Linked DNA regions of Homo sapiens: region 2 is linked to region 1. A link is an interaction called in ENCODE POLR2A ChIA-PET data of the cell type or tissue named here. Cell type or tissue: A673. All regions are shown on one strand. Links, peaks and the distances in the headings refer to the core of each region. The heading gives the core; the rest is flanking DNA.

Region 1 (6,164 bases), core at 851-4,850:
CCGTGCAGTTTAGGGCATTACTGTTACAGCCCAGGTGAGAGAGAGATGATGGTACATTGTACTTTGTTGTGATGAAATAGCTTAGTTATTCATTGTAACCTTCTTTAGTGGAAATTTGTGCAAAGAAAAAAATATCATTTTTTCAGATGTCAAAATATTGATGTGCCTGAAAACCTATAGATGGATCATATAATTGTTGAAGTTCCCTTCCATACTTTGACATGATTTAGAGAATTTCAAACGCACATTGTCGCACAACCAGCCTTAAGAGTGATACTTTGTTTTGTTTTGAGGCTACCAAATAGATGGCCCAAAAGATCCATTCACATGGGTGTCTGAACTCACCATTTGATATTTCATTTTTGTGTGATAAAGGCTTATCATTTCTCGGGAACCACTTGAATAAATATTTCCCAGAGGAAAATGTTTTCTAGGTAAGACACCAATGAGGATTAGAAAAGAACTAGCTAAGAACAAACCTTTGGAAAAATAGGACTGAGGATCTTCCCTGGGGAGGAATTTATTATAATCATAATCCTGAAAGATACCATCTCAAATGTCATAATCCCAAATGTTGAAATCCTTAAAAATCAAAATCCCAAAAATATAATTCTGGAAAAAAATTTTAATTCTTTCAAAGATATTTATTTACATTTTTAAAATGGGATTTACTTGAAAAACATATTTAAAAAATAACAGGCCAGGTGCAGTATCTCACGACTGTAATCCCAACACTCTGAGAGGCCAAGGCGGGCAGGTCACTTGAGTTCAGGAGTTTGAGACCAGCCTGGGCAACATAACAAAACCCCATCTCTACAAAAAATACAAAAATTAGCCACACATGATGGCATGTACCTGTTGTCTCAGCTACTTGGGAGGTTGAGGTGGGAGGATCAATTGAACCCTGGAGGTCAAGGTTGCAGTGAGCCATGATCGAGCGAGCCACTGCACTCCAGCCTGGAAGACAGAGTAAGATCCTGTGCCCTGAGAAAATAAAACACTTCATAGGCCACTTTACACAATAAGAGAGGCAATAATAACATAACTATTTTTGCAAGCATGAACACTCAGGTATGCTAACAGTCACATAGATATATCAGTTATGAGCAGACAAATCATATTCATAAAGAAACAGGTCAAAAGAGAAATGTATAAACCATATGACTACGGTTGGTAATTTTGTGCTCCCAGCTTTATAACTGCAGTCATCTGCAATACTGTGACAAACAATGTAAGTTGTTTGATGAGATCAGTCAGAACGTGCAATGGGTCACCACCACATATGCAGTTGCCCAAAGATCAGAGATCTTGAAAAATTTTATCTTTCACAAATGCAGATGTACAAAAAGGACATCTCTTCATGTATTGAGAAAGTTTCAATGTTTTTACATACATGCACAATACTTATCCGCAAAGTGAACATTATAACACACTTTCATGGAGTCAAATTTTTTAAAAAAAAAATGCATGAAATGAATCAGAATCAGAAGTCTCTAAAAAATTCTACACAGTTTATACCTCCAGTATGGGAAATGATATGAACATGAAATACATAGCATATAGAATGATAAAAAATAATACAATTTAAAACAGTAGAAAAAAAAACAAAAAAGAAAAAGAATTTTTTTTCTTTTTTTTTTTCTGAGACAGAGTCTCACTCTGTCACCCAGGCTAGAGTGCAGTCATGCAATCTTGGCTCACTGCAATCTCCACCTCCTGGGTTCAAGGGATTCTCCTGTGTCAGCCTCCTGAGTAGCTGGGATTACAGGTGCCAGCCACCACGCCCTGCTAATTTTTGTATTTTGGGTAGAGACAGGGTTTCACCATGTTGGTCAGGCTGGTCTTGAACTCCTGATCTCAAGAAATCCACCCCCTCTCAGCCTCCCAAAGTGCTGGGATTACAGGTGTGAGCCACCGCACCCAGCCAAGAAAAAGCAATTAAAAACAAAACTTGACATATGAAAAAGTGAATTACAGGAATAGATTATGGGCAATTGCATGGATATAGTCCATAAGAGTTAGCCAACTTTCATGATTATTAACTATATTTTGAAGTCTGGCATCACAATAAATAGCTGCTTTTTTCTTTTAAGGCTCTCCTTGGAGAATACATTTACATTCATTTTCTATATGGTGCTGCTCCTTGGGAAATTCTTCTGTGATTCTACATATACATTGACATGAACATTCCCTATTAAATTTTACCATCTTCTGCTTAGGGATTTTGATCTTTTGGGATTTCAACATTCAGAATTATGCTGTTTGGAATTGTGTTTTTGGGGATTATGATCCAACCCTTCCTTAGTAGGCCTATGTGGCAGAAGAGGGAGGGGTGCAAAATAGAATAGGTAAAGAGAGAACGAGACACTAAAGACAAATTTCACCTCTTTCCTCAAGTTTGCCATCCCTGCGAATGAGGAGTTATGGGAGGTTGCTACAGGAAGTATGCTGTCATTTTTAATTGGTTTTACACGATGCCTTCCCTCTATAGAAGATCAGCCAAGAATGAGAATAAATCCCAGCCATATATATTCTAATTAGACTCTTCATTATTGAAAGCAATCTCAGTAAAAACAGAAGCTAGGCATAGTGGCATACACCTGTAGTCCCACCTACTCAGGAGACTGAGGCAGGAGGATTGCTTGAGCCCAGGAGACAGAGGGAAGGATGTGCTCACGAACATGGACTTCTTCCCCACAACAGTTCAGAAGGTCACTACTCCTCCCTTTCGATTTGTTCCTGTGGTGAGAGGATTCTCATGGTTCATCTCTTTTGAAGGTGATACACAAGTCCCCAAAACTGTGGCCACTCCCAAGGGATCAGGCTGTTTATTTTCTCTCCCTTCAGGTACATCTGAACCCTGACCCACTGTCAAAATACTCTAGGTTGAGAATTAAATTCCTCAGTTTTAATGCCTCTATCATTAATTTGGATACAGATATTTGATTTAAAAAGATAAAAAAAGAATCCTCTCTTTTTCTTATACACTGAGTTTAGTATGTATATTTCTATGTTGTTGAAGAGATTGTACATAGTGCTTGTTTTATTCAAAAGACTTATACCTAAGACAAAACCACTGCTTTACTTCCTCTAATATTTCTCTCAACTTCTACTGAGAACCTTTCTTGTCTTCTGCATGCTGTTATTATAGGGAATTTTATTGCCAGTGGGTCTATAAGAGTTTTCCTGGAGTTAAAAACCTTCTAAGGCAGTGAACAGGGAACAACTTGAACCACTTTTATCTGGAGCGATCCTGTAAAATCACTCCAGATAAATGTGATTCAAATTGTCACCTGTTCACTGGCAGGTAAAAATGCAGGTACTGACCCTGGTCCAAACCTACTGGATTAAAATCTATATTGTGATAAACACTCCAAGCAATTCCTGCTGTATTGTAGCTATGTTACAGCACTATACGGATGCACTGCTCTATTTCATGTTAGTGGGAGGGAAGGGAGTGGGGTGTGTATAACCCTCAGCCGCCTTCATTCATGAAGCAGCCTAAAGTGTTCCATTCATTTGGTTAGTCAAGTAGGTTGGTCCAGAATTTTGTCTTGGTCAAAAAGGTTAAAATAATTTCTCTTAAATTATTTTAGGAGTGAAATTTGAGTAAAGGGAGGCTGATTATCATCTAGTCTCCACATAGATGGAGCTACCGCTGTAGTGGGCATTTGGAAATGTCAGAGGTGAGGGAGAGAGTCACATTGCTGACTGATGGGTGCTGTGGGCACTTGGTGGTCAGGGGTCTAAGATGCTAAACGTCCTGCCTTTGGGTGACCTCTCACATAAAAAAGAATTGTGCTGCCCAAATGTCAATAATACCCTAGGTTGAGAATTAAATTCCTCAGTCTTAATGCCTCTATCATGAATTTGGATACAGATATTTGATATCTGGCACAGAATCCTCTCTTTTTCTTACACACTGAGTTTAGTATGTGTATTTCTATGTTGTTGAAGAGAATGTACATAAAGTTCATAGCATAGTGCTTGTTTTATTCTAGATAGCTCTAGGAGTTTCAGATTTACATTGATTTGATCAATGAAAATAAATGATAGAGGAGGATTAATTATAATGATTATATTTTTCCTGGGGCTTGCCAATTTGAACACAATGTAGAGTGAAAAAAACAATGGAAGAAGTGTGATATCACCTTTCTTAACTTACAAAGTTGGCATGAAACCTCTTGACTTCAGGAAAGTCCAGTATCTGTTAGACCAGAATTCCTCATCAACTTTCCATCATCATCACTAACAACATTAAACTTTTGAAAGAAAGAAAGAAAAAGAAGAGAGACAGAGAAAGAAAGAAAGAAAGAGAGAGAGAGAGAGAGAGGGAGGGAGGGAGGGAGGGAAGGAAGGAAGGAAGGAAGGAAGGAAGGAAGGAAGGAAGGAAGGGAGGGAGGGAGGGAGGGAGAGAAAAGAAAAGGAGGAAGGGAGGGAGGGAAAGAGGGAGAGAGGGAAGGAAGGAAGGAAATAGTAACTACATGAAGTGATTGGTATGTTAATTGGCTTTATTTTCACAATGTAGATGTATATAAAAACATCAAGGTGTACATCTTGAATATACACAATTTATTATTTCTCAATTCAGTAAAGCTGAGAAAAAACTATTCATGAATTACACAAAATTTTACTGAAAGTTGGGAAGATAGAGTGCTTGTCATTGAAACACTGTGCATTAATATTTGGCCTTAGCTTTCATGGCTGTTAACAGTAGTTTTTAAGACAAATTATGCTTTCTATAAAAATAAACCCAGTGTTAGAAATCATAATTTGTACCAGACTTGGGGTAAAAAAATCCTTGCTCCAAAAATGCAGTTGAAATGGTATTCTTGCCAGAAGCTATATGCCATTCTGCAATTTATTTCCTTCTCAATAGAAGAAAGAACTTCAAAGCCATAAGTATACACATATGCTGCAAGCATGTCTAAAATCTAAATGTAGGAAGTCTGAACCCACTTCCACATGATACAATTGGCAATTCTATAATTTATCTTGCAAGATAATATAAAAGTAACAAGAATTAGAGATGGAGAGAAGACATAAATTACACAAGCAAAGAATAGTGAGGTGTAGAAAATAAACTTTCTAAAATACAAATGTGATCAGTAACTCCTATCATCTTTAGGTTAAAATTCAAGTTCCTTGACATGTCCTGCAACTCCTTTCACATTCTGACCTTTTGAAAACTGACAAATCTTAACATATTTTGAGCACTTATTTGAAAAGCATAGCAAAGCATGTGGAAGCATAATATCACAAAAAAGGAAAAGAAAGCACTGCTCTGAGAGATGGAAGGAATGAAGTTCTAGTGTCCACTTTGCCACTGACTTTGTACAAGTTACTTTGGTCATCTGTGAAATTATGAGAGAAACTAGATGGTAGCTGGTGCTAACAATCCATTAATCTGCTAGAATTTTTACTTCATTGATGGAATTGCTCAGTATGTCAACAAGGCTTATCATTGGTCTGTTTCACATCATTTTTTTATGAATTGTGTCCTGGATTAACATAAATTTAAGAAGTAACTGCTAGTAGTTTGAATATTGATATCCTTTTAGAGTGGAAAAGGGAATTTTTGGCAGTGGAAAGCAAGCAGTGAAACTCATGCTCTCTTTTATTTTATGGGAACATAAGTTTTTAAAACTCCTAGTACTTTCCCCATCTGTTTCCTTGAACATTCATTTGAGAAAAGTCTTTTAAATTTCAACTGAGCTGCAAAAAGTTCATTTTAACAATTTATCACATTGAAGCAATTCAAGTTTGTCCTAATTCTAAATATAAAGAAACCCTCCTTCTAGCAATTTATTAGAGGACATTTTTGGTGTCTTTCACAGTGATACTAATACTTTTAGTACATGAGTTCTCCCCAAGGCTTTTTCAAAAGAAGTGTGTTTCTAAATAAACTTTCAAAAGAAATCCAATAAAAGCAAAGATAGTATGACAGCAGCTACTTGGGAGAAAAAAGCCATCATAATTGGTCTATAAAGGTTTCTTTTGGGAAGTCCATGCTGCTTAAATGAAATTCTAAAAGTATCAAGATTTCAATACTTCTATGCAAATTAGTAGACTATAAAATATGTACACAAATCTAAAATGACTGGCTCAGAATGTATAATCACAATACTCCCATTAGCTACTCTAAATTTCACCCAAAGCAATCC
Region 2 (6,164 bases), core at 848-4,847, 150 kb before region 1:
ACAGTTACATGTATTACAAGTCTTAAACGTATTTTGTGATACATATATGTTCATCACAGCACTATTCACAATTGCCAAGACATGGAATCAACCTAAATGCCCATCAACAGTAGACTGGATAAAGAAAATGTGACACATATATATATATTTATATATATATTTTATATATACACACACACACACACACACACACACCATGGAATATACACCATAGAATACCATGCAGTCATAAAAAAGGACAAGATCATGTTTTTACAGCAACATGGATGGAGCTAGAGGCCATTAGCCTAAGCAAACTAACACAGGAACAGAAACCAAGTACTGAATGTTCTCACTTACAAGTGGGAGCTAAACATTGAATACATATGGACACCAAGAAGGTAAGAATAGACACCAGGTCTACTTGAAGGTGGAGGGTGGGAAGAGGGTGAGGTTTGAAAAACTACCTGTTGGGTACTATGCTTATCACCCGGGTGATGAAATAATCTGTACACCCACTACATGCCATTTACCTAAAAACAAACCTGCACATGTACCCCTGAACCTAAAATAAAGGTCTAAACAAAAGTACCTTATGATAAAGTCATTTCGCTCTTTGTTATAATTCACTGGAAATAAAAGGACACGAACATTTTTAGAATATCAATAAAGTCAAAATGGAGAAATGGTTAAAAACATATAATTCTCTAAATAATATTAGGAATCAACTAAATTATTGTTCCATGGAGAAAAATAAGCCAATGTTTATTATATAATAAATAAAAAGGCAAAACACAGAATTGTATATATAATTAATTGCAATTATTTGCAAAGACACATGTGCATAAGGACAAGTGCTGAAAGGTAACACCAGAGTAAAAATTAATGTTTGGAACAAATAGAATGAGTATTTTCTATTTTTCAAAATTTTCAACTTATTGTACTGTTTTATAATCTAAGAAAAAAAAGAGGAATTTCACCTGATCACATACAAGCTTCATGTTGTGTTCATGCATTTTGGCTGTGTGGTTATTAATTTGCTTATAATGGTCACTGGAAAAAGAGCACAGAAATATTTCTGAGCATTAGGCAAGATAACAAGGAAAGCATTAATTTAAGACATTATCTGTTAATGTTGTGAGGTGAAATATTTTAAGTATTTCGAGTCTAATCAAAACAGTCATTGTCAGGATATGGTATTCTTTTTCAATCCTCTCACTTCAAGCTTTCGTCTCTTTTAAGTGCACAAGTCTTAGCAATGTCATCTTCCTACTGTTAGTCTTTATTGAATATACAAAGAATTCCTTTTCATTGAGTGAAATGAAACACTGTTCAGACTTCTAACACTGAAATCTACCACAGCCCAATTTTGGTTCTTTTTTTCTGTATATTATTTATATTTTCTATATATACTGTTGCAATTATGTATGCCTATTTATGTACAAATGTCTGTCTTGCTTTTTTCTCTTCATAGAAGAAATATTTAAAATATGAAATATCCAATATAATTGTAAATACTGAAAATAATACTGGATCATCAGTGTAAATGCCCATTTTAAATTTAAATACTTCTAATATGAAGAAGTTCAGAGTCTTCACTTTAGTTGGTAACTAAAAGCATCCTAGATTTAGAAATTATCCTAGTCTCTGTAAGGTCAATGAAGTTAATTATTTTGTTCCAGTCTGAATCTTCTCCAAAGGCATTTCAGCCCAAGACAGAATACATACATCATGCTGATACTTGATAATAGGAAAGCATCCACATTTGAGCCATCCCACCCCCTCCCCTTACAAGTCACCAATGCACTGCGGCAATTGAAGAGAGAGGCATGTGTCTCTACACAAATACCAATGAGCTGTGGCACATATCCAAAACTTTCCAAAAACTACAGAAGAGAAACAAGAGACATTCTGTGCCATTCTCTGGTATCACTGTGATCAGTGCACCCATACCAACTGATAGCACACACAGGGTTTCAATACCTCTGGCTCCCAATTCCCATGCTTCTCCTCTTCACTCTGAAGCACATTCTTCTTAACTGATTATTATCAAGTCTTCCTTTAAAACCTGAATTCTAAAAGGCAGAGATTGTTTCTTTGTTGTATGATCTGTACTCAAACCAAAATGCAGTAATTGACCTGTGTTTTACAGATATCCATTCATAACAATTAGCAGACACTGAAAGGGAGATGAAAATAATACTGTCGTCAAGTTATGTTATCTGTCACTGTTTCCAACATAATCTAGAAAAATGCCCATCTCTACATTTTTATTTATATTTTTTCTATATAAGAGGCTATTTTCCCCATTTACTTATCACATCTTACTTCAAGATTCAACTTGGGTCTCAATTTGTTTTGGGAAAGCCTCCTGAATGTCTCACTCTTCTGAATTAGAGCTCACTCAACTGATTTATCTTAAGGATATGTCTTAGCTGTCTGTTCAGTATTTATCAAATGTGGCAAGCATCCTCTAAAACGGCCTGCAATTATCCCCACATCCTGGTATTCATACTCTTGTGTAATCCCCTCCTCTTGGCTATAGGCTGGACGTAATGCCCTGCTTCTAAAAAAAGAATAGAGCAAAGATGATGAGATGTCACTACCAAGATTAAGTTATAAAGAGACCATAGTTTCTGTCTTGCATTCTTGCATACCCTCTCTTGCTCTCTGATGAAAACCAGTCATGTGAACCAGCCATGTGAGCTACCCTGTTACCCTATGGAGACCCATATAACAAGAAACTGAGGGCAGCCAACATGTACCTGAGGCCCTCAGTCCAATAGCTCAAGAGGAACTCAATCCTGCCAACAACCATGTGAGTAGCTTGGAAGTGGATCCTTTTTCAGTCAAGTTTTGCAAGGACCACAAGGTCCAATCAGTATTTTAATTATAGACTTGTAAGAGACTCTGAGCCAGAGGACCCAGCTCAGTAGTGCTAGGGCTCCTGGCCCATAAAAACTGGCAAATAATAAATGTTTATTTTATTAAATAGCACTAAGTTTTGGAATACTTTTTTATGCAACAGTAGATAGCTACATTCACTTATACATTCTCCCAAACTAGATTATAAACTACTCCGATGATAGCAACTGTGACATTTTGAATCTCCAGAACTTAGACAGTGACCCTCACTGTTTAATGACAGTGGAGTTATAGAAAGAGACAATTTTGAACAATATACAGAAATCACTACTTTAAAATAGTCACTATAGCAATTTATAAAGTGCAGTCTCTGTGTTCAAAAATCTGTAGTTTAATTTGCAAAACAGAAAATATAAGTGGGTTTATGTATATGTGTGTATAATAAGAAATGCACAGATACATAAATAACCAACTTTAGAAGAGGCTAACATTTAAGTAATAATTAAGGAAATGAAAAATGTGATATCTGAAGAAATTGGAAAAGAGTATGGCTGTCAGGAAAAAACAATTAAGAAAAAGAAAATACTAAGTAATATAAAATCCTTAAAATATTATAATTATGGTACTTAATCCTAAAAAGTATGAGAGAAATAATAGACATTAATAGAACTTTTGAAGTCATTCATATATTGTCTCTAATGCTGCCTATGAATCTCATCATGGTATTTAATCATAAAAATCAAAGAGACAGATAAAAGAATGAAGAAAATTCAAAGCAATTGAAATTGAGTTCAAAACTCTGAAGAAGTTATCAATGAAGACTCTGCCAAAAAATCAACTAAAAAAATGTAAGATCTTCACTGGCAAACACACTACTTCTGACACTTTTTTATAATTTTTAAGTCCCTGCTAGCTAATCATGCCCTGTACTTGAAGTTGACTATTTAAAGCCTAATTACACAGTTCACATTGTATATAGCCCAGTTACTTGGTAAATTTATATGATGTCTTCTTAATAATGTAAATGTCTGCCCATCTATACAGTTTAGTATAAAAAAGCTGAATATGTTTGATAGAAGTGATAAGGAACACTATTTAGAAGGTATTTTTCTGGTGGAGGAAGAGAACAACCTGGAATAGAATCGAACATTATCAGATGCCTCGTATTTGACAGCACTGTGCTTGGCACAACTGTGGAAGAAAAAGACATAATCCTTTTCTCCAATAAATTCACAATCTTAGAGAGAAAATGAAGAATAAAACAAGTAAAGCAAAGAGACAAAATAACAAGTTGAAATAAATGCTACTATAGAAATAAGAAGGCTATTAAGACAGAAATAATGAGAAGAGGGGGTGCTTACTGTAACAATGGAAGATATCTATTGAATTTCTCTTGTATAAAATGAATGTCTACAGTCTCCATCCACTTTTACTGGGTTGTTGGTTATTTTGTGCCAATTTGTAGAAGCTCTTTATAAATTAAGTAAATTAGATTTTGTCTGTAATGTAAGTTGCAAAAACTTTCCTCCAGTTTGAAGTTTCTTATAGCAATTTTGGCCATGCAGAAATAGCTTTCTTTTAGGTAGTAAGTAAACTTTATTAATCTTTTTCTTGTGGTCCTGATTTTTATCACAGTTGAGAAAGCCTTCTTCCCTCTAAAGTTGTATAGAATTCTCTCATGATGTCTTCAAGTATATTTATGGTTTATGATGTACATTTACATTTATGATGCATTTGGAATTTATCCTAGTCTAAGGCATAAGGTATGGAACCTCTTTTTTTCCAGATGGCTACCTAGTTGGCTTCTCGTTATTTATGGAAAAACCCATTTTTTCCATTGACATTACAAACCACTATGATTCACATATGTATTCTATATACTAATCCACTAATCTTTACCTTCATGCTCAGAACCAAATTGTCTTAATAATTGAGGCTTAATAATATGTTTTAATATCTAGTAAAACTAGTCCCACATCATTACTCCCCTTTTGCTAAATTTTTCTGGCCATTCATGCTTATTATTTTTCCATATCAACTTTATTTTTTTATTTTTTGTTTTTTTGAGAGAGTTTCACTGTCTCCCAGGCTGGAGTGCAGTGGTGTGATCTCGGCTTACTGCAGCCTCTGCCTCCCGGGTTCAAGCGATTCTCCCACATCAGCTCCCCAAGTAGCTGGGAATACAAGCATGCGCCACCACGCCCAGCTAATTTTTGTATTTTTAGTAGAGAGGGGGTTTCACCATGTTGGCCAGGCTGGTCTCGAACTTCCGACCTCAAGAGATCCACCTGCCTCAGCCTCCCAAAGTGCTGGAATTATAGGCGTGAGCCACCACGCCCGGCCATTATCAACTTTAGATCAGCCAATCTATATCCAAAAATATCCTGCCTGTACTTTTGTGGATGTCACATTAAATTTATACAATCAATTAGGAGAAACTGACAAGATGTTGAGGCTTTCTATAGTGTATCATTCCAATTATTGTAATATTTTGGGGGAAATCTTAGAAGGTTTTTTATTTCTTTTAAGGTTTTATTTTTTTCCCGTATATGTTTGCACATTTCTTGGTAAACTTATGGCTAGTTATTTTATCTTTCTTGTAGATGTTTTGAATTGGGGTATTTCTTCTATTATACGTTCTGAATGGTTGTATTTTTGTATATATAAAAGCTATTGATTTTTAAATATTTTTTCATTCACTACTCTACTGAATTTTTTACTGTTTCTAAGACTTTTCAGCTTTTCAGATACACAATCATAGAAACTGTAAATGTTTTTCTACTTTTATATCTCTAATTTCTTTCTTTTATCTAATTGCATTGGCTAGTACTCCTGAACAATGCTTAATGTAATGATAGTGGAATTACTGTTTTGTTCCTAAAATTATCAAGTGCTTCTAGTGTTTCCCCGCTAAGGATGATACTGGATTTGAGATTGAAACAGATACATTTTATCAGGTTATGAAAATATATATCTATTCCCTGTTAATAGATTTGGGGTTTTTATTTAAATTAAATCAAGCCTTAACACTAATTTTGTTAAATGCCTTTTATATATATTAATATAATCATGTGTTCTTCCCTTAGATATGTTAATAATTTCCTTTGATTGACCTATCATCATGCCCCTGAAATAAACACCTTTAATCAGGATGTTTATTCTTTTAACATGTGCTAAATTGTTTGGCAACATTTTACGTAGGATTTTTATAATTATTTGCATGAACATGAATATGAAAGATCTAAAGTTTTCTTTGAAAATGTTATTAAATTTTGATGTCAATATCATGCTCACATCATTTACCTGTTCCCTGAAAGAGT

What was found. Peaks named below come from ENCODE experiments on the same cell type or tissue, not always from the same donor. Only the 100,000 strongest peaks of a DNase experiment are listed, where the experiment ranks them.
Region 2: POLR2A ChIA-PET joins it to region 1 with 34 read pairs; 1 of 35 experiments calls an interaction of 5 or more read pairs at or near these places.

The regions. Positions count from the first base shown.
Region 1 is chr1:185,685,722-185,691,885 of GRCh38, reverse strand. No RefSeq gene overlaps it. Among named protein-coding and RNA genes, the nearest start is that of GS1-204I12.4, 42 kb to the right of the region's middle. In A673, for the core only: no CTCF peak of the experiment used is centred there; DNase peaks (open chromatin) are centred at 2,445, 3,455, 4,195, 4,535 and 1 weaker place; H3K27ac peaks cover 3,889 bases.
Region 2 is chr1:185,831,037-185,837,200 of GRCh38, reverse strand. All of the region lies in intron 1 of HMCN1 (hemicentin 1), which reads right to left. Among named protein-coding and RNA genes, the nearest start is that of HMCN1, 100 kb to the right of the region's middle. In A673, for the core only: no CTCF peak of the experiment used is centred there; DNase peaks (open chromatin) are centred at 1,800 and 2,500; H3K27ac peaks cover 2,887 bases.